2 separate regions of the Homo sapiens genome follow, and region 1 is linked to region 2. A link is an interaction called in ENCODE POLR2A ChIA-PET data of the cell type or tissue named here. Cell type or tissue: OCI-LY7. All regions are shown on one strand. Each heading gives the region's core, and the rest is flanking DNA. Links, peaks and the distances in the headings are about the cores only. Region 1 overlaps TCF7L2 (transcription factor 7 like 2). Region 2 holds the start of SNORA87 (small nucleolar RNA, H/ACA box 87).

Region 1 (11,979 bases), core at 3,289-7,288, 64 kb after region 2:
AGAATTCAATGCATGTCTTCACCCACCAATATCTGCAAGAAAAAGCCCAGGAGCAAAAACAGTGACATAAAACAGGCTGGACTTGTTCAGGTCCAGGTATTAAAATTATACTGAACTAGAAACTTCCAAAACAGGGATCCAGTATGCCCAGAGAAAAAGGAGACGGAGGTGAGTGCAGCTCCCACTTAAGTGGGGTTCTCAAACATGACACTTCCTCAAAATCTTCCCAGGGAGGTGTGGAGGCTGCAAGAAAGGGAGGTACACAGAAAATGCTCTAATACATCCTCTTAACCACAGCCTGAGCATTTTTCCACCAGAGAGAAACACCAAGTGCAACAACAGTGACTTATAAGTGTGCAGACCGATTATAGCTTTACTTTCAAAAGAGCTTTGATTGATCTTTTTTGATAGACCTGAAATAAATTAAACTAGATTGACTCACTTGAGAATGGACTCTAATCCCTTAGTCAGATCCCAGAGAACTCAAACCAAACCAGCTGTTAATTTAGGCTTTATAAGATAAAGCATGAGAAATCCAAGTTGATGTACCCCAGAGCAAAGCTTACATCATCTCTGTAAGCAATCAACTCACTGCTTCTTTTAGGAACTAATCAGTTCTTGGGTAAGTGGGTGCCAAGCCTGTACTCTCAGAGCGAAACAAGCTCAAAGAAAGGAGGAAAGGCAAGAGAGGAAGAGAGAGAACCCGAGAAACATCTACTGACTCACTCCCCCCATGCAAGCTCAAAACCAACCCAAGACATTTTCATGTTGCTTTCCCAAGTCATCTGTCTCCTGCTCCATAAACAGCCAATGACTTGACCAGAGCCTGAGTACCCACATAACCACCAAGAAAGAGGAAGTGGCTAAGGCTCTTAGTGTTTCTGTAAAGGTGGGAGCGGGGGTGCAGAATTACCCAGGAAAATATTCCCCACTACTTCTTTACTCCCTCGTCTTTGAAGATCACACTGTCCCCTTCATCTTTGCTTCTGGGTGACTTTGATTTGAATATAGAAACTCCAAAGCTTTCAAGTGAAGTAGCGGCTGCCCATGGCACTAATAGAGTTAACAAGAATGCACACACACACACACACACACACACACACACAAACTACAGGCTTCTTTCCAAGCTAAACTCTGCTCACTAACAGGCAGCCCTCCCAACTTCTACCAGCATTTTTTGGAAAGGGATTAATGCCTCCATCCCAAGTGAAGGGGGGGGCATTCACCTCTAGGGGACCCCACCCACAGCCTCGCCCCAGGAGGCTCCAATCGAGGACCCTTCCACCCAAAAAAAAGCAAGGCTGCCAGCCTCTTGCTCCTAAACAATGATGTTTCATATAACACTCTGTTTACCGAACATAAGGGGATCAAGAATTGAAATCCAATTTAAGGAATTATGGTGCCTTCAGACTGTTTTTCCTCAACAATGAAAAAAGACAGGCATGTTGTTTCTGGACTTAGGCCAGAAGAAACTGATCCTTGTAGTAATACAAGAAAAAAGAAAGAAAATCAATGTATGTGTTTATATATTATATGTCTTGGGGGAGGGGGTCACTAAAATAAGAGTGAAAATGGGTAGCAAATGAATTCCCATGGAAGGATCCTGAAGTCCATTTGAAAGCCCTATTTTGATATCCATCTGACAAGGAGAATAGGGTTCATCTCTTACAGCTTCTGAGAAGCAGAAGAAATTTAACCAGAAGAGATGGAAGTTTGAAAAGACAAGAAAACCAACCACAAAGTAGCCACTTGCCTTCCCTAGAAGTGAAAGGAACCAAAGTACCCCAGCAACAGCTAGAGCCTGCCAGGATCACAGGTATCATTTCCTTTCCAATAAAGTAATCACCGTTGCTCTTTCCTTAGCATGGGCCATTGTGTCAGCACTGTGGCGCTGTACATGTTATCCCATTTAATCCTCGGAGAGAGGTTTTATCCCCATTTTATAGATAAAACTAAGGCTCAGGGCGGTCCCACAGGCAATAAACGGACACTGCTGACTTGAGTCCCCAGCTACGTCTGACTTCAGTGCCAAAGCGTTTTATCCATCATCCCAGAACGCCTCCTTATCACAACAAAAATGCTTAACTTCAGATAAAACAACACTTTTATGGCTTCTAATTAATTGGTCTTACCACTGCATCCATCCTGTGGGGGCATTTCACAGATGAGCAAACCAAGACCCAGAGAACCAGCTATCTGCAGCCAGATAATTTAATAGCAGACCTAGGAGTGTTCAGAGCTCCTGGGCCCCTAACTTCAATTACTAAGCTTCATCCTCTCCCTTAATTAATTCTTCCCCACTGCCATACACAAAGACAAGGTTCTCCCCAGAGAAAAATGCCTCATCTCACAATGCACTGCCTGGGGAAATAGTTTTATTGTTGGTATTAATTTTTTTTTAGAGGGAGGGGACTTAAAAGGGGTGGGGGGCTATGCAATTAAGTAAATTAAGACATTTCTGATAGGTAGGGAATAAATCATCACTTAGAGGAACTAACCAATTAAAGAGGTAAGGCACTGCTCTTGCTAAAAAGCCATGCCATCAGCCAGAATGCCCGGGACAAATTAGAGTAAAGGAGGGGAGGAAAACAGGCCTTCCGCAGCCTAAGGCCACTGAACAGCTATAGAGTTCTGGCAAATGCCAAAAAAAAACAAAAACAAAAACATAGCTTTCTGATTCACAAAGCCTGCTGAAACACAAGTCTTCTGAAGGGGGCTGGGGAAGGGTGGGAAGGTATAACCTACTGTTTTACAGCTCCCCAAGTCAAAAGGAGGTAAGTACGGGGGGAAAGTCTATTGACCAACACTGCTTTCTGATTTCTCTTTTCATTTTGGCTTCTGAAAGCTTAAAGACAGATAGCAATAAATAGATCCCAAAGCACTGTGTTTTAATTCAGCCTGCTGCAAATGAGGGAGGTTTAAACTGTACCTTCTGGAATCAGAAGGTGTAAAGAAAACAACGGTTGTTTTCAAGTCGACTGGGAGAATCGAAGTTATGTCTTCACCACTCTTGAGAATAAATCATTCTGGACAAGCTCCCTACTGCACCACTGTCATCTAAGTTTATGTGTGAACAGGCCTGGGTTCGTGGCCACTAACTGATTGCTTCCTCAGGAGAGACACACAAGAAAGTTCCAACAAGCTGACCTATGCTGTGTGCACAGACTCACCTGCAGTGAAACACCAGTGCCTTCTCCCATACGACACAGGCACCCAGGGACCCTGGAACAGTTAGCTTCCAATCACAATTTCCAAAGGTCTCCTGTCCCTAGTAACCAACTAACACCACTTGTCTTTGAGGCAAATTGGAGGCTGTTACACGCTTATTACAAACTCAGACAAACAATAGCCTGACCACAGAGGCCCAAGGGAAACCCCACATAAAGAAAGAAAGGAGTGTTAATAGGTTCGCAAGGCAGGATGCAGACCTCTGCCATTTGAGAACTGAAAAGGATGACTTTTTAATTAATTAATTTATTTATTTATTTATTTGAGACAGAGTCTCGCTCTGTCGCCCAGGCTGGAGTGCAGTGGCGCGATCTCGGCTCACTGCAAGCTCCACCTCCCAGGTTTACTTACACCATTCCCCTGCCTCAGCCTCCGGAGTAGCTGGGACTACAGGCGCCCACCACCATGCCCTGCTAATTTTTTGTATTTTTAGTAGAGACGGGGTTTCACCGTGTTAGCCAGGATGGTTTCGATCTCCTGACCTCATGATCTGCCCGCCTCGGCCTCCCAAAGTGCTGGGATTACAGGCATGAGCCACCGTGCCCGGCCTAAATTTATTTTTTTAATGAAGTATTAAGCAACAGAAATCTGACAAAAAAAAAACAAAAAAACAAAAAACAAAAACAGAGCAGACGTTACAACCAAAAGGCCACAAATTCCTGCCTTGCTGTCACTAATTTCATGCCCATCAGAAGCTAAATAATAATTATAAGTCCCATCTCACCCCCAGGCTTTTTGGTTTCCCTCCATGGGGAGACAAATGATATCACAACATGGACTCTTTCACCCTAACTCTCTTCAAAGGGTATTCTGGGGCCAGGGGCAGTGGCTCACACCTGTAATCCCAGCACTTTGGGAGGCCAAGGTGGGCAGATCACTTGAGGTCAGGAGTTCAAGAGCAGCCAGGCCAACATGGCAAAACCCTGTCTCTACTAAAAATACAAAAATTAGCCGGGCGTGGTAGTGCGTGCCTGTAGTCCCAGCTACTCGGGAGGCTGAGGCAGGAGAATTGTTTGAATCCGGGAGGTGGATGGAGGCTGCAATGAGCCAAGATCGCACCACTGCACTCCAGTCTGGGCAACAGAGTGAGACTCCATCTCAAAGAAGAAAACAAAAATAAAGGGTATTCTGGACTACTCTTATTCAGGAGAAATAACTCAAGTCCAGATTCCGCTATGAGGTACTAAGCAAGCGGGGAAAAAAAGAGATATGCGCCACAATATATCACCACTTGTAAGCTTGGCAAGAGTTTTAATAACAACTGTGTTAGGGTGATCAGCTATCCCAGTTTGCCCAGAAACACCCCACTGGGAATAGTCATAAACCCAATAAACCTTTCTTATGTGCCAGGTACTGGACTAGGCCCCTGTGACAGAGCCTCACATGAATCCCCGTGATAGGCCAGTCTTCTCAGTAAACCTGCTTTTCACAGATGAGAAAATAGAGCCACATAGCAATTAAGTAACCTGCCCAATTAAAAAGTTTCAGCCTTATGTTATTTTTTAAAAAAAAAAGTGGTGGAAATTAAATACTGGGATAGAGAAAAGTTCATACTTCATGGAGAAATTTTGACCTGGAAACTAGTTAATGAGGAAAAATATTCCCTCCCAAAGGAGATGATAGAAAAGCAGGGAACCAGGAGAAATACATAGAATGGGAAGATCGATCACAAGTTCATCTAGATGTTTCCAAAATAGTCCACAGACGTATTACATAAGAAGCAAAGACAGAGGGATAAGAATCCCCAGGTGGGGAGCCTGTGAGTTAGCAGGACAGGAGCAATAATTCTGAAGCCACAGCAGTCTCAATATTCCTGGGGGCTGGCATGCTGGGGCTGCCTTGCCTGAGACTTCCACCGACCAGGAGTCCTGGTCACTTTGGTTCCCATGCAGCCAAATGTAAGAGCTGTGATGGCAAAAGGAAACCACAAACCATGACCAAAACAGAAGTCAGATCGAAAGATAAAAATCCACTCTCAGGGCGAAAGAAACGATAAGAGAACCACTGAGGCCGAAATCAAAACCATATCTGCTTTGCATGTGGCATGTGGTTTTCTCTGTGTACTTTTTACAAGTCACATCATTGGTTCCCGTCACATTTAAGTCATTGTCGGGCTCCTTTCACTGCTATGCAAACTTGGTGGCTGGAGATGATCTTGACCAAAAATTCCAAAGAGGGTGGTGGTAGGAAACACCAAACTCTCAATTTATGACTATTAAATAAACAGTTAAGGATGGCGGAGGTACCAACCCAATCAGCAAAAACTAACTTGATGCTTTTCCTAAACGATCCTAAAATGACAAAATCATGTCAGGAGTATTAGGATTTATTTTCTGATAGAGATAAACTGGCAAATTTAACCAAGCTGAAAAGTCACCCAAGCAAAACACAGCTTTTCCCCTTTTTTTCTTTCTTTATTTTTTTTTTTTTGAGGACGGGTCTCTTCCAAGGAAAGGGGCCCATCACATTATTGATGCCCTTTACTTGCTCAAATTCAAGCCCTGAGTGCCAATTCTTCAGAGAGAAACAGCTTCACAAATCGTATCTTCTGTGAGGAGACATTTCTCATCTGCTTTCACCATTATGAAAATGTAGCAACAGCAACAAGTGACAAGAAAACACAAAGCAAAGCAGGCTGCCTAAAACATACTGGTGGTTTGGTAAGAATGTTCTTAGCTTAGGGACACTTTCAAATCTTCCTTTAAGTTCTCTTTCAAGAAAAAAGTGTCTTTATACATTGCTTCAGTGATTTCTCTTTTTAATTAACAGGAAACTCTTGGCTTCTTCAGCAATTATTAAGAAACAAATGCTTTGGCCGGGAATGGTGGCTCACGCCTGTAATCCCAGCACTTTGGGAGGCTGAGGCGGGCGGATCACGAGGTCAAGAGATCGAGACCATCCTGGCTAATACTGTGAAACCCCGTCTCTACTAAAAATACAAAAAATTAGCCGGGCGTGGTGGTGGATGCCTGTAGTCCCAGCTACTGGGAGGCTGAGGTAGGAGAACGGCATGAACCCGGGAGGCGGAGCTTGCAGTGAGCCAAGATCGTGCCACTGCACTCCATCCAGGCTGGGCGACAGAGTGAGACTCCGTTTCAAAAAAAAAAAAAAGAAACAAATGCCGCTGGATTCCAGAATAAAAACTAGTGACTTAAGACCAGGAGGAGGGAAGCAGGGGAGGTTTGTTTTTGATTTTAAGGGTAAGAATCTAGTTCCGAACTTCGTGACTCCCGGAACACTCCTGAATTGAGTCTGATACATTTCATAAATCAATCAAGCCCTTATCTAGATAACTCACCATTTCATTTCTGTATCAAATTAAGTAGCCCTGGGTCTTTTGCTATATATTTATATCTTAGAAGCTAATCCAAAGGACAAAAATTCCTCTCTGCACATTACTGCAAGATTTCAGCTTTGCTATTACATCAGAAAGCAGTAAGCTCACCAGGACAAAAACCACAGAAGGCCCTGAAAAGACTTGCCCCCAACATACACTGGCCATTCTAACCCGCAAAGCGGAGGCTTTCTTTTCCTTAAGGGTCTGTTCTCCAGAAATTCCCTTATTCACTGCCTGCCCAGTTCACACTGTGTATACCCCACCCTCAGGAGTATAAACCTGACAAATGCTTTTGAGCCAAACCAGACAGAGTCCCCCATAAAACTCATGGAACACAACAGATGATTCTTTCAGCACAAATACCTTCAGATTTGGAAGCACATCCTGATATGTTTCTTCCAAGTTCATTTAATTAATAGTACTTACTTGTTCTTAAATGATTTGGAAGACTCCCATTGGGCAGGTCAAATCATGGGCTAAATGTGCTGGGGCTTTTTGGTGGAGATGCTAATTTAAATTTTCTCAAAGTATTTTACGTACATTCTACTGGTAACTAGATCAGAAAATTCAGATTCTCAGAATTCATAGTGTTGAAACATAACTGTGAGGTCTTCGTTTATTTTTTTTATTTTTTTTATTTTTTTTTGAGACAGGGTCTTGCTCCGTCACCTAGGCTGGAGTACAGTGGCGCCATCTCTGCTCACTGCAACCTCCGCCTCCCAGTTCAAGCAATTCTCCTGCCTCAGCTCCCCAGTAGCCGGAATTACAGGTGCATGCCACTACACCCACCTAATTTTTTGTATTTTTAGTAGAGACAGGATTTCACCAGGTTGGCCAGGCTGATCTCGAACTCCTGACCTCAAGTGATCCGCCCGCCTCGGCTTCCCAAAGTGCTGGAATTACAGGCATGAGCCACCGCACCCAGTCTATTGTCATTCTTTTACTGGTTCTTCAACTAAGCTGAAACTTGGAGAACGCCAGAAAGTGGTATAAAATCCTAACGAATTTGACTCTGGGATAAAAGATGTGCCCGGAATGGGCACTCAATGTGCACCATGACCTCATACAATGAACTGTCCCCAGTTACAGAAAACAAATTCTAGGGCTTTAACCTCCACTTACACCCAGCACTTCCAATCATTAGATTTATGGGTACTGAGGCAAGAGTGCACAACCATGAATGTCTTGGCGGTCCATTGCCAAGCTCCTTATGCACTCCAGTCTTTTAAGTTCTCCTTTCAACAGGCGAAGTCTCCAAGGCCAGTCCACTCCATGAAAGATGAAAACCCCCCAAATCAAAAGAGAAAAAAAACAATACCAACTCACTAGGGGGCTTTAGCACCTCCTCCCCACATAAAAGAGGGTTGGAGTCTTCTAAGAACATCCTTGGCAAAACCAACAATGTAGGAGTAGGGATAAAAAGTGGAATCATAGCATTAGGAGATATACCTAATGTAAATGACAAGTTAATGGGTGCAGCACACCAACATGGCACATGTATACATATGTAACAAACCTGCACGTTGTGCACATGTACCCTAGAACTTAAAGTATAATAAAAATATATATGTATATTTTAAAAGAAGTGGAATCATATATTATTATATAAAAATCACAAAATCTGGCCGGGCGCGGTGGCTCACACCTATAATCCCAGCACTTTGGGAGGCCAAGACAGGTGGATCACAAGGTCAGGAGATCGAGACCATCCTGGCTAACACAGTGAAACCTCATCTCTACTAAAAATACAAAAAAAAAAAAAAAAAAATTAGCCAGGCGTGGTGGCAGGTGCCTGTAGTCCCAGCTACTCGGGAGGGCTGAGGCAGGAGAATCGCATGAACCCAGGAGGCAGAGCTTGCACTGAGCCGAGATCGCACCACTGTACTCTAGCCTGGGTGACAGAGCAAGACTCCGTCTCAAAAAAAAAAAAAATCACAAAATTCCTGGGAATGAAAGCCAAAAAAGACTACTATGAGAAATTAGGATATGAGGTCCTTATACATCCTAATGAGTTTGAGGTACAGAAAACACCAATATCTAGCTCTGAAAACTGCCTCTCAAGTTCAATGCTTTCATTCACCTAATCAGTATACATTCAGCACCCACTATGTGCAAAGCTGGGTCACCACTTAGTAGCTATTAAAAAATAGAGAGGGAGATTTTTAAATAGACAAGACCTTCTAGACTCCATTTCAAATATGCATAAGACATATATTTCAAAATAATAATCCCTCTTAACTGTTTTCCAATAGAGAATCAAATGCCCCAAGATATCAATTTAAATTTAGCTGTCCTTTTTCTTTCTCTCTTTCAAATCATCATTAAGCTTTCTGGCAAGAGCTTTTTCTAGGCCTCCTGTTACAAGGCTTAGCAGAGCCCATACGGGTTTCAGGGTTTAGAAATAGAGAAAGGGAACCTCAAATTTCCTTTATGTTTTGGGCTGTCAATAGCATTTAGGAAAAACAACTCCTCTCCTTTCTGCTTCGTATGTTTTCCTTATTGGTTTATTTACACAGCGCTGCTCCCCGACAGCAGGCAGTACATCGTTTGGTCATTGCTGCCTTTCCCCGCCATTAGTGCAGGCTGCTGAGACGACACCCCAGCTGCCTCCCCCGAGTGGCCTGCGGCATCGGCACATCCCTTTCCCCCAAGTGGTCCCCTCTTTGACTAATGTTCACCAACACTCATACATCATTCCCAAATTGGTCCAAATGAATTAAACACAGCTCTGCTTAACATTATGAGATTTAAATGGATTTTCTCTCTACAGGTCTGCCCCATAATTGGGTTTATCCATCTTGTTGAAGTACAGTTTACACTTGCTAACATCACGCCAGTTCAAGCTACATTTTCTGCTCCAGTGGCAGGAGCAAGGCAGATTTGTCATCGGATCATAACAGGTAATTCAAACAACAATTAGTTTGATGACGGCCCGTATGTCAATGTCTGCTCCCAGCAGCCTGGCTCACACCCTATGCTCTCTGTTCCTCAAGATGAATTGTCTTCACAATTCTTCAATTTCAATCATCAACAATGCTTACTGAATCAACTTAAAAACTGTTGACACAAGACTTCTTCCCTACAGGGCAGCCTCACCAAAGCCCTAGTGAGAAGAATCTTCCAGTACCCCTAGAATGGGCTACTATCACACACATCCATTTTCAAGCCTTGGAAGATTTCTGGTTTGCAACCAAAGCTATTTATTCTGGTGCTTCATCTCAACCTCAAAAATCTGGGAGGCACGAGGTTTGGAAAGAGAAAAGAATGAATCTGTCTGTGCAGGCTCATCCATCCACAATTAGGAAAACATCTTGTTTAAAATTTGTTTTGAAGTCCCCTGCAGGAATGAATGACAATTGTCAAAGTGTATGAAAATATTATGATCTGACAGGTAATGCTGCCTGACATTTAAAAAAAAAAAAAAAAGGTAATATTGCTTTTAAAAGCCAACTAACCTCTAAGCATTCTGAAAATCAGAAGATGGTCATAGAAATAGACACCAGTCCAACCATAGTTACCACTGTTTGGATGATGCCATAGTCTCTAAGACAGCAGTGCAAATTCACGCACTGATGGAGAGCTGGAATCAAAATCTAAGATACGTGGAAAAGAACACCAAGTTGACAAAGTGGTCGAACACTCATCTCAAACTACCTGGCTGAGCACAAAAACAAATTATTTTTGGTCTTTCATATTATAAAAGGGGCTGTTATTTAAAAATTCTAAAAGCACACTTTGTTACCTCTAATATACACCTACCCCAATCTCACTTATATACTGTTTCCTTTCTGCCCACAATTAGATATTCAAACACATTCACACCCCTAGTTGTACACCTACGATGTCCCAGGAAATTAGTGCATGGTGCTACAGGGATATAAATATGAGTAAAACACAATCTCTGAGTAAGACACAATCTTAGCCCTTCAGAAGTGCTTATATTCTAGTCAAATGTAACAAGGACCCAGCAAAAAATTTTCAGTGACATAAGAGAAATGCAAACAGCAACCAACAGGAATAGGAGTCATAAATCTTTGTTACACAGCAAAGATAGTCCAAGTTATCAAATTTATCATGTGTGATGCTCTTGACAGGAAATAAAAAATACACAATGCATGTTGGGATAAAGCATATTCTAAATGTGCAAACAAGTACTTCATAATCCTCAATGGTAAAAATAGCAGCTTACATTTATCAAGCACGCTTCCCTGTATCATCGTACTGCCCAGATCATTATATATCTTACCTTGTTTAATCTCCCAACTCTAGAAACAGGTACTGCCATTATCCCCATTTTACAGATTTAGGAAACTGAAGCTTAGCAGAGCCGACACTCAAACCCAGATAGATATACCTGACTCCAGAAGCAGGAACTGAACTATTCACCTCCACTCGTACCTGTTTCTTTAAAATGCAAAGGTAATATAGTATAATATCAATGGTAGGATGCATGCTTTAAACTATTAGACTGAGTCAGAGGTTCTCAACCAAGGGATGATTTTGATCCCCAGGGGACATGCAGCAATGTCTAGAGATATTTTCAGTTGTCACATTTTTGTTGGGTGCCAGTGGCATCAAGAGGGAAGAGGTCAATGAATGGTGCTAAATAAACACCCTACAGGCCGACCATGGCGGCTCACGCCTGTAATCCCAGCACTTTGGGAGGCCGAGACGGGCGGATCACTTGAGGTCAGGAGTTTGAGAACAGCCTGGCCAACATGGTGAAACCTCATCTCTACTGAAAATACAAAAATTAGCCAAGCATGGTGGTGCACGCCTATAATCCCAGCTACTGGGGAGGTTGAGGTATGAGAATCCCTTGAACCCAGGAGGCAGAAGTTGCAGTGATCCAAGATCGCAACACTGCACTCCAGCCTAAGCAATAGAGTGAGACTCTTGTCTCAAATAAAAATAAAAATAAATAAAATTTAAAAATAAACACCCTACAATGCACGGGATGGTCCCCTGCAACGAAGAATTCTCCAGCCCAAAATGTCAACAGTGCTGAGGCTGAGAAGTCCTGCATTAAGTCATCCTATCTCATCCAGCCCCTACTACTAACCAAAGACACAGACATGCCAGTTTCCAGACCGAGCCTCAATCTGGGTGGAATGTGGTATAACCAAGTATTTTCCTAGCTGCACCCCTTAAAACACTAGGATTTTGTGAAGATGCTTCAAAGACTCCACATATGTTTGATGTGAATGTTTCTTTTTATAACATATAAATATAGAGATAATATAGTACACGTACCTACTTTTAAACTTTATTTTTACATTTCAATGTAGTATTCATTAACTATTAAACACACTACCATCCAACCAGTGGTTTTGGTGGAACCCCCGGGAACAGGTAATGCCATTTCTGTTTAACTGAAGTGGATGCTAAGATTTCAAGGCAAACCAGTAAAAAAA
Region 2 (11,979 bases), core at 3,176-7,175:
CTTGAGTTGGGTCTAACTTTCCAGGAAGAGTCAGAGGTATGGCTCAAAAACAGGTCTTGATAACACCCCCACCTCTGGGACAATGGGATGGCTCAGTCCCCAAGGCTGTACCGCTCTCAGCTTTCTTTCCTTCTTCAGCCTTTTCAAATGCTTGCTGTTTTTTTCACCCCAGCACCTGAGCAACACAGACGGTGTCCTTGTGAGAGAAACAAGCAGCTTGTGCCCTCAGAGCAGGAAGACAAAGAGTAAAGCCTTTATCCCACTGTTTGGACACACAGTGACTCCATCTCATTGAAGCCTAGGTGATGCACTTAATCACGGTCCAGGATCCACCAGCTATGCAGGCTCGGGCTAGAAAACAGATTGCTTCACACCATCCAGAGCTCTTCAGCAGCCTCACATTGCAGTCAGGCTGCAACTGGACAGATGGCATGCAGGGCTCAGATGTGGCACAGTTGGGAAGCATCTGGGTCCCACTCAGGATACAACATTGAAAACATCAGCCACGCCCTGCTGGATGAGCCAGGGTCTGATGAACGGGGACTTGCTCAGCCTACAGGTGTCCCCCAGCCATCTCTCCTCCACCAGCACAAAAGCTCCACTCGAAGCATGGCCAGTGCCTGGGCTTAGTGGCATCTAGGCTCTCCATTCTAAGCTCTTGGGTCTCAAAGCCCCACCTCTTCATCAAGTGACAGGACAAAATATCTGTTCATCGCTGCTTTGGGACTCTTTCCAGAGATAAAATTTATCCCGACTTTCAGTATAGAGGTCTGTGATATGATCTGTCTAAGGCTTTCAAAGGCCCTCTCAAAGTATGGGAGTGAGCTATGGAGACCAGAGATAGATGATAGGCTGTTACAAAGGTAGGAAGCAAGAAGGAGACCAGCAAAGACACTCTGGCCACATCCAAGTGAGAGATGATGGCACTGGACTCCAGTGGTAATGGCAGAGGTGGTGATAAGCGGTGGATGCCACACACGCTTTGAAGGTAGAGAGGACACACTTGGGCCTGTGGGATGGGCTGATGGGTTGAATGTGGGGTATGAAAGAAAAGAGCAATCGACGATGCCACCCAAGGTTTGAGGCCTAAGTAATGGGTCGATGTTGTTGAGCTTTACTGAGATGTTGAACACAAGCAGTAACAGGTTTGGAGCTGGGGAGAGAGTGCACTAAAGACGTGGATTCTGGGCATGCTAATTTCCTGTCTATTTGGCATTCAAATGGAGGCTGAATCTGGCACTCAGAAGAGAGTCAGGGGGCGGGGGGGCAGCGGAGATGAGGCAGAGGCCTGAGTAATTATCAGAATATGGTCATTCTTGCCTGGATATTCCTGGGCAGCTCAGCTAACCTGCTGGATTTGCACATCCTTATGTGTAAACTGGACATAGCAATACACTTTCCAAGCCAGACCCCTATGAGTCCCTCACGCCTTAGTTTCCAGTACACCTCAAGGGACAATTCTGAAATCCAGTTGTTTTCTCCTTCTATGATAATTAATTTAAAAAGATGAAAATCTGACCTGCAAGCCATTAACAAAACAATCATCAAATGACTTCATACAGCCTACAACATCATTCTTAAAATGTATCTATTGCCCATAATCAACAATCAAGTCCTAGATTTCCAAATCGGGCTCTCTCTTAAAGAGCCAGTGGCCCCATCCCAGGATTCCTCAGAAACAGACATCGTAAACCAAGATTGAGGAGAGATAGGAGCCCTCAGCCTGACTTTCTGGAGCTTTTGTGCAACCACGTTCCACATAAATGCTGCTGTGGCAATTAGACACGCTCCACTGTGAGCTGGAATGTATAAGGTTGGATTAGCAAGTTACTGGCAAACCATTCAGTGTCATAACCCCAAATTAAACATGCTATCCCATCAGGTAGAAAGTAGACACACGTCCACGCCCTTGTGCTAACCAAGATGGTTCTGAACACTTTCAGGTCATGATGAAGTCACACTCATTCCAAACGAAATCAACTCCAGTCCCTAACCAGAGATGGGTTTTCTGCTTAATTAACGAAGCACCATTGTGGGAGGAGAGAGAGCCACATGTGAAGAAATCAACCACAGGGCTCCTTGGCTTCAAGAAACTTACAATCTGGTTGGAGAAACATGCCCCATCCATAGAGTTAATCAGCAAGACAAGAAATGACAAGCAGGACAGGCTGGGTGCCAAATGAACAATTTTGTTTTATTTACTGGAAAGATAAACATAGTCAAAACCATGAGTGTAGCTCTAAGTAGGCGCACATTAATTTAAAACAGGCTCCCACGCTTCGTAAACAGAGCAGGTGCCGAAACAAAAACAACCTTCCAAAGTAGGTCCCAATCTTGCCCCTCGTCCTGGGAAGAGCTCTGCAGTGTTAGGAAGCCCCACTCTAGGGAAGGCCTCCAAGCCCCCTGCAGAGTCAAGATCCTGCCCTAAAGAAACTCATTCACTTCGCATATCCCAGTGCTTCCCTAAACCTATTTTAGGAGAGAACCCTTTTTTCCAGTAACCTTGTTAACATTCAGCGAAACAAATGTCAGGAAACGCTAGCCCCGAGCTGAGCTGCCAAAGACTCTTCCCCCAAGCACAACAGGCCCCAGCTTGAGAAATGGTCAAGAGCTGATTTGAGAGGCTGCCAGCCCTCCCCACATTCATTGTGGGCTGACCTTAATCACAGGAGCCAACGGCATCTTTGACAAGTGGGTACATTTTCCCAGAAACATAACTCAGGGTCATAATCCTGACCCAGCTCACACATAGCATCGAATAAATAGTATCTTTGCCCAATAATATGCCATGAAAACAAAGATAATAGAACTAAAAATTCACAAAAAAATGTGAGGTTATAAGAGTAAACTCAAGACCTCTAAAATAGTCCTAAATGAACTGAGTATATTCAGGGGCTAAGGTACCTAAAACATATAAATTTATGCTGTGAATTATCTAAAATAAACATCTGACCTTGAAGCCTACCAATTATTCAAGAAATGATTTCGTTTGCCTGTTTTGAAGGTGGAGGACCTGGGGAGGCTGACTTGGATGGGCTGGGTCTCTGTTCTAGGGCGGGGTGGAGTTAAGGGCATGTCTCTCTCCAAAGAAGCCTAAAGTTTTTTTGTTGTTAAATTCCCCAGAGACATTAAAATCATTCCAACCATAACTCTCTTACATACTGCTCGTAGTTATAAATGTTGAGAACTTTCAGGAAAATAATCTGTGGCTATGTATCAAGAAATTTTTTAACACTTTGTTCTTTTCTACCTTTTGTCCTGGGGTCTATCCCAAGAAAATAATAAAAGGGGAGGGGGCGAGGGGACAAAGATTTACACACAAAGATGATCATCACAGGATCATTCACAGTAGCAGAAACAAAAGGAGACAATCTAAAGACCCAACAATATGGCATTGATTCAGTAAATTGGGGTTTAATCATATTATGGACTGTTATGTGGTCATTAAAAATCCTTAAGCATTTTAATGACATGGGGAAGTGCTTATTAACTACAGCAATTTTCATCTTAAATAAACAGAACGTTGGAAATACTGAGCACTATGAGCTCAAGTATGTTAAAAACAAATATAAATATTCATACACTCAGAGGAAAAAAGGATAATTTGGTATATTTCTAAAAGGAAATATACCAAATTATTCACAATGTAATCTCCGAGTGGTGAGATTATGGGCTGTTTTCCAAACTGCCTACAATGAACATAAACTTTATGAATGAAGAAAGCTACGTTTAAAAATAAATTTCACTTACTTTAGAGGTACAACTTTTAAATACAAAATTAGCAATTCCCATCCTTAAGTAGTCTAAGATACCAGTCACTGATGATTTGAATTACAATTAATAATCATTTTGAAGAGAAGACTTGGGGTTGCGGGGAATACAATAGCTACCTTCAAATTGTCAAGACATGTAAGGTGAGGCATTAGCAGAATTTAACAGCAAAACATGAATTAAGGAGTTGAGCATTTCCAGGAGAGAGACTGCAGCTCCCTAAAGGTAGAACTCTCTTAAGAGTTCATATTGTACCAAAAAGAAACAGTCTACCACCAGGAGATAGAGCCCCCATCTCTGGAAGTGTCCAAGAATATCAGGGGAAACAGATAGCTACCAAACAGTGCTGAAAAAAACGGGGGAGGGCAGTTGGTGAAATGGCATTTGATTTTAAGGCCCTGCAAATTGTTGTGATTCCAACATGCAGGGGCTACAACTGAGGTCACACAATCCTTCTTGATGGGATATTTTCTATTGCCATGGTATCACCTGCCACACCATGAACCCAAACCTCAGGAAACTTCAAAACTCTTCACCAGAGGACAGAGTTTCTGGGAGGAGAGAAGGAAGCTTTGGACATCTGACATAGACTCTATCATGGCCCCATGTACACTTTGGAGTCTACACCACCCACTCCCTTCAAAGCACCAATGATCCCATCTACCACTTCTTCCTCACCAAAAGATAACCTGATTGCCTGGTTCTTCCTATTAGGTACTCATAGTTCTCCTTATAAAATAATGTTTTGGTAGTGCCCGAAGGCTTGCTTTATATCCTTAGACAACACAGACACCCTGACCACAGCCCTGACTGCGAAATGGGAAAGTTCTGACTCAGTGGCTGCTAGGAAACACAAGTCAACTCTTTTAGAGAGTCTGGCTGAGTCATAGATAAATGAATAAAATAAATAAAAACAAAGTATATATGCAGTAGAGAAAGTGGAGATAATCCAGAAGTAAAAGATTTTAGATAGTACAGGGTCACACCCCATATCCCCCAAATGTCCTGCCCGCAGAAAATACGCTGGCCCTCCCCACCATATGTCAATGAGCCCTTTGCAGCAGTCACAGCACGACACCCAGAAGCCCAGTCTCTGGCCACCTTGATGCATGTCCCACTCTCCAGCAAAGCCAGCAGGCCTCCTCCAGCCATGCCCACCATGCCCAGGTGGGGCTGGGGTTCCCTGGGGGTCCCAGGGCTCCCAGCTGCTCTTGGCACACCACACACATTGTGCTCTAAGCACCCACTTATTTGTCTCTTTCCCAGCTTCTCTGCAGTGGTTGAGAGGACGGTGTGCTCTGGAGCCAGGGTGCCTTGTTTCACATCCTGACTCCCACGACTGGGCAAATCCCCACCTCCCTGGGCCTAGTTCCTCCTCTCTAGAACAGGGGTAACACAGCCTCTGAAGCAACTGGAACAAGCCTCGCATAGGAAGCGCTACAGTCTTTGTTGCTGTTATCGTTCTTCATTGACTCCACTCTCTCTTGGTGTCTAGCATGCTTTTTCCCACACTAAATATTTGCAGAAACAATGAATGAATCAATCAATGGCAAATACAATCTCTCTAAAAGGACAACGCTTCCACCCCAAACCTGCTCCTCCTCCAATACTCCCCACTCAGTGAAGCATCTCCATCTACCTACCTTTGACTCTCCTTTCTCCCTCAATGCCAATATCTAACCTGTCAGCAAGTTCCGCTGCTGTTTCCTCCACATCTCTATTTTCACCATCCCCACTGCCAGCAGCTTAACACACGCTCCTACAGAAACAGCCAACCTGCTCAAATGACTCCCCAGTGTCAGATCCTCACCATATGCTGCACCCCAAGTCACTCTCCCGGAGCCCTGCCCGACCTCTAGCCTCCTACCTGATTTCCTGCCTCTGTCCAAGCCAAGCACTTTTCCCTTGAGGACCTTCACACATGTGTTTCCTTCTGCCCACTCCCCATCCCTTCTCCTATCCCTTCATTGGGCCAACCCCAATCAAGCCTTCAGATCTCATTTTTAATGCAATTTCCTCAGGGAGCCGCCCAGGCCTGTAATCCCCGCCAACTTCTCAGCCGAAATCAGGTCCCCCTGGTCATACCCTCATGGGCCCCCTACTCTTTGAGGGCACCTGGCACAGGGCCTCCCACAGAGGTAGGGGCCACTGTGGCTTTGCTGGTGCTCAGCAGGCAGCACAGAGCCTCCCAACACATGCCACGTCCCAGCAAGCATCCACAATCCAGGTCAAACATCCCATCGAAACAGCGCATGTGTTTAATAACCAAGAGGGTGCTCTCTAGGTAGTGTTTTAAAAAATTAATTATGGGTAGGTTCCCCTGAACTCTTCAGAAACAAAAAGCAAAGGTTCAGCATGCCCTCTGAGCTTCCTCGAAAATGCACAGGGTAGACGGCAGAGATTTTCTCTGAAGTTCTACCCATCGTGCATTATTTCGTAAGAGTTTTCCACTCTCTTGCAGCATTTAAGCAATAACAACAAGAAAAGTACACCACCACAGTCTGGCAGGCTTTGTTCCTCGGGATTCAGTCTGCTTTCTTATCCCACACCTCCATGCTCATTACACAACAAAACACACCAGACCAAGAAGTACAAAAAATCCACCCCAAGGTAAAATTCTACATCGACTTCAAAAGGAAACCCCCAAGATAAAATTGTAGGAACTTTTGAAGTCTTTTGCCGTTTTGTAAGATACATACTATACCAAAATACCACCATTTTGGGTACTGAATCTTTTTTTGCTGGATACAAAGGAGGCTAAATGAAAGTCTTTGTATAGCAAAGACACCAGAGGTGGTATCCAGGGAGCGGCTCCTAACCCCACAGCTTACCAGCCAAGACTGACTCAAACTCTACCACTCAGCACAACTTAGCTGCTTGGCACTCATTTTGTAAGAGGAAAAAAGGGAGCAAAGAATTAAAAATATAAATTTCAAAACTCCACCAAGAAAGAAAAAGAGTTTAGTTATATGAATGCGAAAATAGGACTGGGGAGGCTGGGGGGTGGGGGTGTCTTGGAACTTGTGGCTAATGTCTCTGAGTTGTTAAGAAGTCCATGAATTTGTTGGGGAGTATGGGGAAGGAAGAAGGAAGAGGGAAGGCAGGGAGGAGGAAGGCAAAGACTGACGCCTTGTATAAACTCCCAGTTTTGGGCCAGCCAATGAAGGCATCGTCCCTGTTGCAATCGATTTCCTCTCTCCTCTGAACACAGATTAGGAATCACTGGATTATATAACAAATGAGATGCTATATCAGCTACAGGAACTAAAATTTGTGGAGTCTATTCTTAATGTAAATATCATTTGATAAGTTGACCTCCACTTGTTAAGAACATTTATTCTACACATCAATCGTTTCTAATGTGGTAACCCACATACCACATGAAAATAATCCAATCAGATTAAAATAGTCCAACAAAATGCTCTGAATTCCCACGTGAAGATTCTGCCCCATATGGGTACTGGAAGAAGTTATTCTTCTTAGCAATCTGTAAAGTTGTAGTTTCGAATGATTAATAATCAACACTGAATACATCCCTATTCTTCAAGCGAGACATTAGAAATAATTATGAAATAGCTTGGCCCAAAAGTTACAACAATTCCAAATTTCGGGGAAATTAAGAAGCAATCCTTAGACAATTATTTTGAAACATGTCTGATGAAACACTGTGATGTGACTATGTCTTACTTAAAAGAGTGAAAAGCAAAGTGTGAACAAGAGCCCCAAGTGTCTGGAGAAAAGTTAGCCCTTCATCGGCGACTCTAAACACGAACCAGACCCTCTGGCCAATGTTTAACTGTACAAAGACCCAAATGATGTATCAGCCACCATTCAGAATGCACCCTTTACAAACAAAGACACACTGTACCAGCCAAAGAACAGCTGGTTTTGGTTGGCACATTGCCTTATGTTCAGCAAAAATATAATCATAAATTTGTAGTCTCAAGGTGTATGCATCCTCAATCCCAAAAACTATAGGTGACCAGGTGGATAGAGGTCAACAACGCAAGGCCTTTCTTCCACTCTACTTTCCTATCTCCCTCAACTCTTTCCTCCTCCCCAGAAATCCTCCTTCTCACCCCTGGTGTCAGGTGAAGACTGCAGAAATACCCCATCACAGGGCTGACTCATAGAACCAAAGTCACCATTCATGACAAGCATTCAAGTATTTCACAAATGTAAACCACATTTGTCCTTTTGTCCAAATTCATGGCTTTTCCCTTCTCCCCGGCTCCCAGAGCCCACCTTCCTCCACCAGCCCATCCCCTCTAGGCAATGGCCATTCCCAGATCCCCTTGAGCACAGCAGAAAGCCCAAAAGATTGTAGACAGTTGCCAGCTGTGGCTGCTTTGGACAAAGGTCTCCATCTACAAGAGGGTGTGTATGCCCCAGGGGAGTTGCTATGGTCAACACGCCTGCTAAGACACAGCAGAGGAAAAAGGTGCCTAAGCCCCCTTGCTGCACCCCTGGCCAAAATCCACACAGGCTCTGGAAGGAATGTTTTGCCATCTCCTCCAGATCATTAATTTCTACATAGGAAAATGAGATGCTTAGGGCCCAGGTTGTGGCAACTGTTCTTGTGGGATTTGAGGTGGAGGATCTTTGCTCTATCCAAATGGACAAACCCCCACTCCTTTACACGGGGGTACTGCTCCCTGGCATGGGGCCCACAGAGCCTATGCCACAAACACAGGGGCTGTGTCCACTCTGAACCACTGCCAGGATTCACATCTTCTCTCCTCACTCAAAGAGAGAGAACAACGAAGAGATTTTAAAGATAATGTCCTTTCTCTGTAGCTAAAAAATAAATGTGGGAAATTCCCATCAACCATTGCCAAAAGCAGATAAATAAATTTCAAAGCCTGGACCATGCTGGGAAATTCAGGGAGGCGGGAAACCTGAAAACAGGCTTCTTCACTTTACTCTCTAGGTGTCTAGAACTGTCACACTTTTTTAAAAAAAAAATCTCTGTATATTTGTTAAGAATTTTTTTTTAACAGGGCATTCACTTTTGGAGAAACCTGCATTAGAACCCCCAACCAGCAACTTCTTTACACCTATGCACTGTCCCTGACCATGACCCAATTTACAGTCAGCAAAACAGAACCAGCCACAGCAGTTATTTTCACCTCCTGTAGGAGAGAAGACATCACAAGGCTCTGGAAAGGGAGCAGAGAACTGGATCCAAGCCTTGCTCTGGCCACTGACTCAGCGTGTGACATTGGGCAATTCACTTAAGGCATCTCTGGGCCTCAGTTTCCTTTCCTGAGGGCAAGTTGGGCCTAAATGATCTAAGGTCACTTCCAGCCCTGAAATCTTGACCTTATAGGAGCAGATGTAATTATGAGCATCCATTTTATTGTGGAGTTAGAGGAAAGGGGAAGCTTCTAGCAAATGTCAATCTTCTTTCTACATGCCTCATTTATACCAGAGAAAAGAAGACATTGTCACAAATGATGACTCAAAATATGGTTTTATAAAAATAAGTTATTTTGTGATATAAACACACACATATGACAGAGGTATAACTCATTAAATAACACATGCTCAATTACAGCAAGCTCCAAAATAAGGAGGCAGTTAGCCCAAAATGGCAGAATGCATCTTAAGATTTTTCTACTTAAGAAACTTATTTTGCAATTTTTAGAAATTACAATATAGAGGCAAAATGTATTTATGATTAACATTTTGTGATACTCAAATGAAAAACCCATGATTGATTCATGCTTTGCATAATTCTACCTGTCATGGATGGATTCATTATAAAAATATGCCTTCCATTAATTATTTCAAAAGTATGAAGTCCAGCTCATGATATAAATACATAGAAGGGAATCTTCAAATAAGGCTGAGCTATCTTCTCAAGAGGTTAATTTATAAATTCCACTCTTAGAGCCTACAAAACCCTAAGAAAATACATTAAAAATATATGTAGACACACACTTGTAGTCTCTTAGTACTAAAAACAAATGCTTTCTCTATCAAACCTACATACTTTCAAAGCCATGGATGTATAGATTAAATTCCATTTTAGCCTTTCAAAGTTCATTTCTACTCTAGGTTTACAAGTCAGCCAGCCCAGATGAAATTTTTCTAATGTTAGTGTAGAATGTTGCCAACAAATATTAAGATAAATTGGGGGAGAGGATAATAGGCAAGTTTCAAATCCAGGACCCCCTTTTGAGTTTTCTAATTCCCTCTTCTTCACTTCACCTGCCCTGAATGTATTTTTATAACTGCTTTGATACCACCTCTAGTCTCCTCCATACCATGGTGATTGTGTCCTATAAACTAGAGCCCACAAGGCTAGATTTTAACCAAATACATGGAAAAGAGTGGAGGAAAGGTTTGTAAAATTTCCAGGTAGGTTACAATCATTAAGGTCCAATAGCAGAAAATGAATACCTTATAGATATAAACTATACCCAACAATATTTCCAAAGAAAATGTGTTTAAAGAAAGAAAAAAATGACAAATAAGGCCTGTTATCATCAAAAAAGCATTTTCTTTTTCACCCCCTCAATAAAGGAAGCCATCATCTCTGGGAGGTTACTTACGACAATGTGTGCCGGTGATGGGGACCGGGCATCCTTGAGGGCTTGTCTACTCTGGAGGCTCCCTGCCTGGACATCAAGCAGTGGCCATTTCATCTGGAGATACTGGCGAGAGGAAACAAAAGTGAAATGAAAAACAATGAATTCAGAAAGTAAATGCAGAACAACTAGCCCAAGAAATAACTGTGACATGGGTCAGAAACTGAAAAACATACAAGCATGCAAATAATCATTAAAAAAATAAAAAAGCATGCAATTCCAATAGGGTCTTCCTCAGAGCTCAAGTTCAGTAAGTACACATATAGAAGATTAATGTTACTAGCAACTGTATTTTTTGTCTTTGCATTCAAAGTACAGGGTAGCTTCAGAAAAAATGATTTCATTACTACTACCTTAACTTGGTGGGGGCTGGAGGGGAGTGGGAGAGGTGGGGAGGGAGAGGAAAGAATATAGAGCTATTCCAAAGGAAGAAAGTAAAACACAAATCTCAAGCCAGAAGTGTCCTAGGAAACCATCAATTCCAAATCTGCTCCTTTTCAACCTCCGTTTTTCAAATGTCATCATCCTTCACTTTAAAGGAAGTCAAGTACATATGAGCAGCTGTCCTTTAGGTAGCAAAAGCTACTTGAGTACGGTGAGCATGCAGTTCTTCATACAACCCAAGTTTACTCAACAAAACTTACTTCTTGGTAAAAAATGCACAGGGCCAGACACAATGTATACACTCATCTCAAAAGACCAGAGGAATGCTTTAGTATGCACAGGTTTACCATAGAGATAAAAATAAAGGTGTACATCAATTCTGTCTGTCCCCACCTTCCTCCAAGCTAGGAAATAAATATACGGCCCAAGGGAGCTACTTCTGTCAAAAGCGATCAATTAGCTTTCAGTGAGATTTGAACGATGAGTTGACCCAGTTCCTCATTTTGCAGACAAGGTAAAATGAGGTGAGGTGGCTTGCCCAGTCACAGAGGTACTCAGCCCATGTATAAGAAACTCTTAGGCATTTAACTTCTGTTGGTAACATTAAGACAGTTTCACTCAGGAAACCAAACAGAACTTAGACACAATGCTTAGAAGCACATGGAGACGAGCCTTTATGCTTCTCAAGGCCAACTCACTAATCCATCAGTTAATGAATGCTTGGAGGGGATATAAGATATAAGGAGACACCTTGGTCATTTCGGAGACCTCCTCAAGCAAAATAAATGGCTGGTTTTAATATTAATTCTATAGAAAACTTTACTCAATGAACACTGAGTACTACTTGCTTTGTGTACAGGCTGTGACAAGCACTAGGAGAGACAAAGATGTCCGCTCTCGGGGAGTTTTGCCAGCATGAGGAGCCTTACAGACACAGGTAAATCAAGACAGAACATGGTGACACTGTGACAGAGACTCAGGGACTCAGGAAATGCCAAGAAAGATGACAGAATTTCTGGGACAATAGACTGGGGAAGGCTGCACAGAGTTAGGTCTTGATGGTCAGAACAATTTCAATAGAAAGAAAAAAGACAGGAAAGGATAATACAGAAAGAAGGGTTTGCACAAATCCCACGAGAGACAGAAGTGCCAAAGCCATCCACAAGCCAGCCGACGGAGTTCCTCGAAGATACGACTGCTTGGCAAATTCAAACCAAATTTGGTTATACCT

The links. ChIA-PET counts read pairs that join two places held together with the same protein. Peaks named below come from ENCODE experiments on the same cell type or tissue, not always from the same donor. Only the 100,000 strongest peaks of a DNase experiment are listed, where the experiment ranks them.
Region 1: POLR2A ChIA-PET joins it to region 2 with 5 read pairs; 4 of 35 experiments call an interaction of 5 or more read pairs at or near these places.

Annotation. Positions count from the first base shown.
Region 1 is chr10:112,974,988-112,986,966 of GRCh38, reverse strand. The region is part of intron 4 of TCF7L2 (transcription factor 7 like 2); the gene reads right to left. Among named protein-coding and RNA genes, the nearest start is that of TCF7L2, 31 kb to the right of the region's middle. RefSeq lists a silencer at 5,171-5,220. In OCI-LY7, for the core only: no CTCF peak of the experiment used is centred there; a DNase peak (open chromatin) is centred at 5,276; H3K4me3 peaks cover 745 bases.
Region 2 is chr10:113,038,476-113,050,454 of GRCh38, reverse strand. TCF7L2 (transcription factor 7 like 2) reads right to left here. Exons shown (of 15, transcript NM_001367943.1): 5 at 10,329-10,430. It overlaps SNORA87 (small nucleolar RNA, H/ACA box 87), which reads right to left and starts at 5,100; the gene lies at 4,879-5,100. RefSeq lists an enhancer at 5,402-6,400. In OCI-LY7, for the core only: no CTCF peak of the experiment used is centred there; no DNase peak of the experiment used is centred there.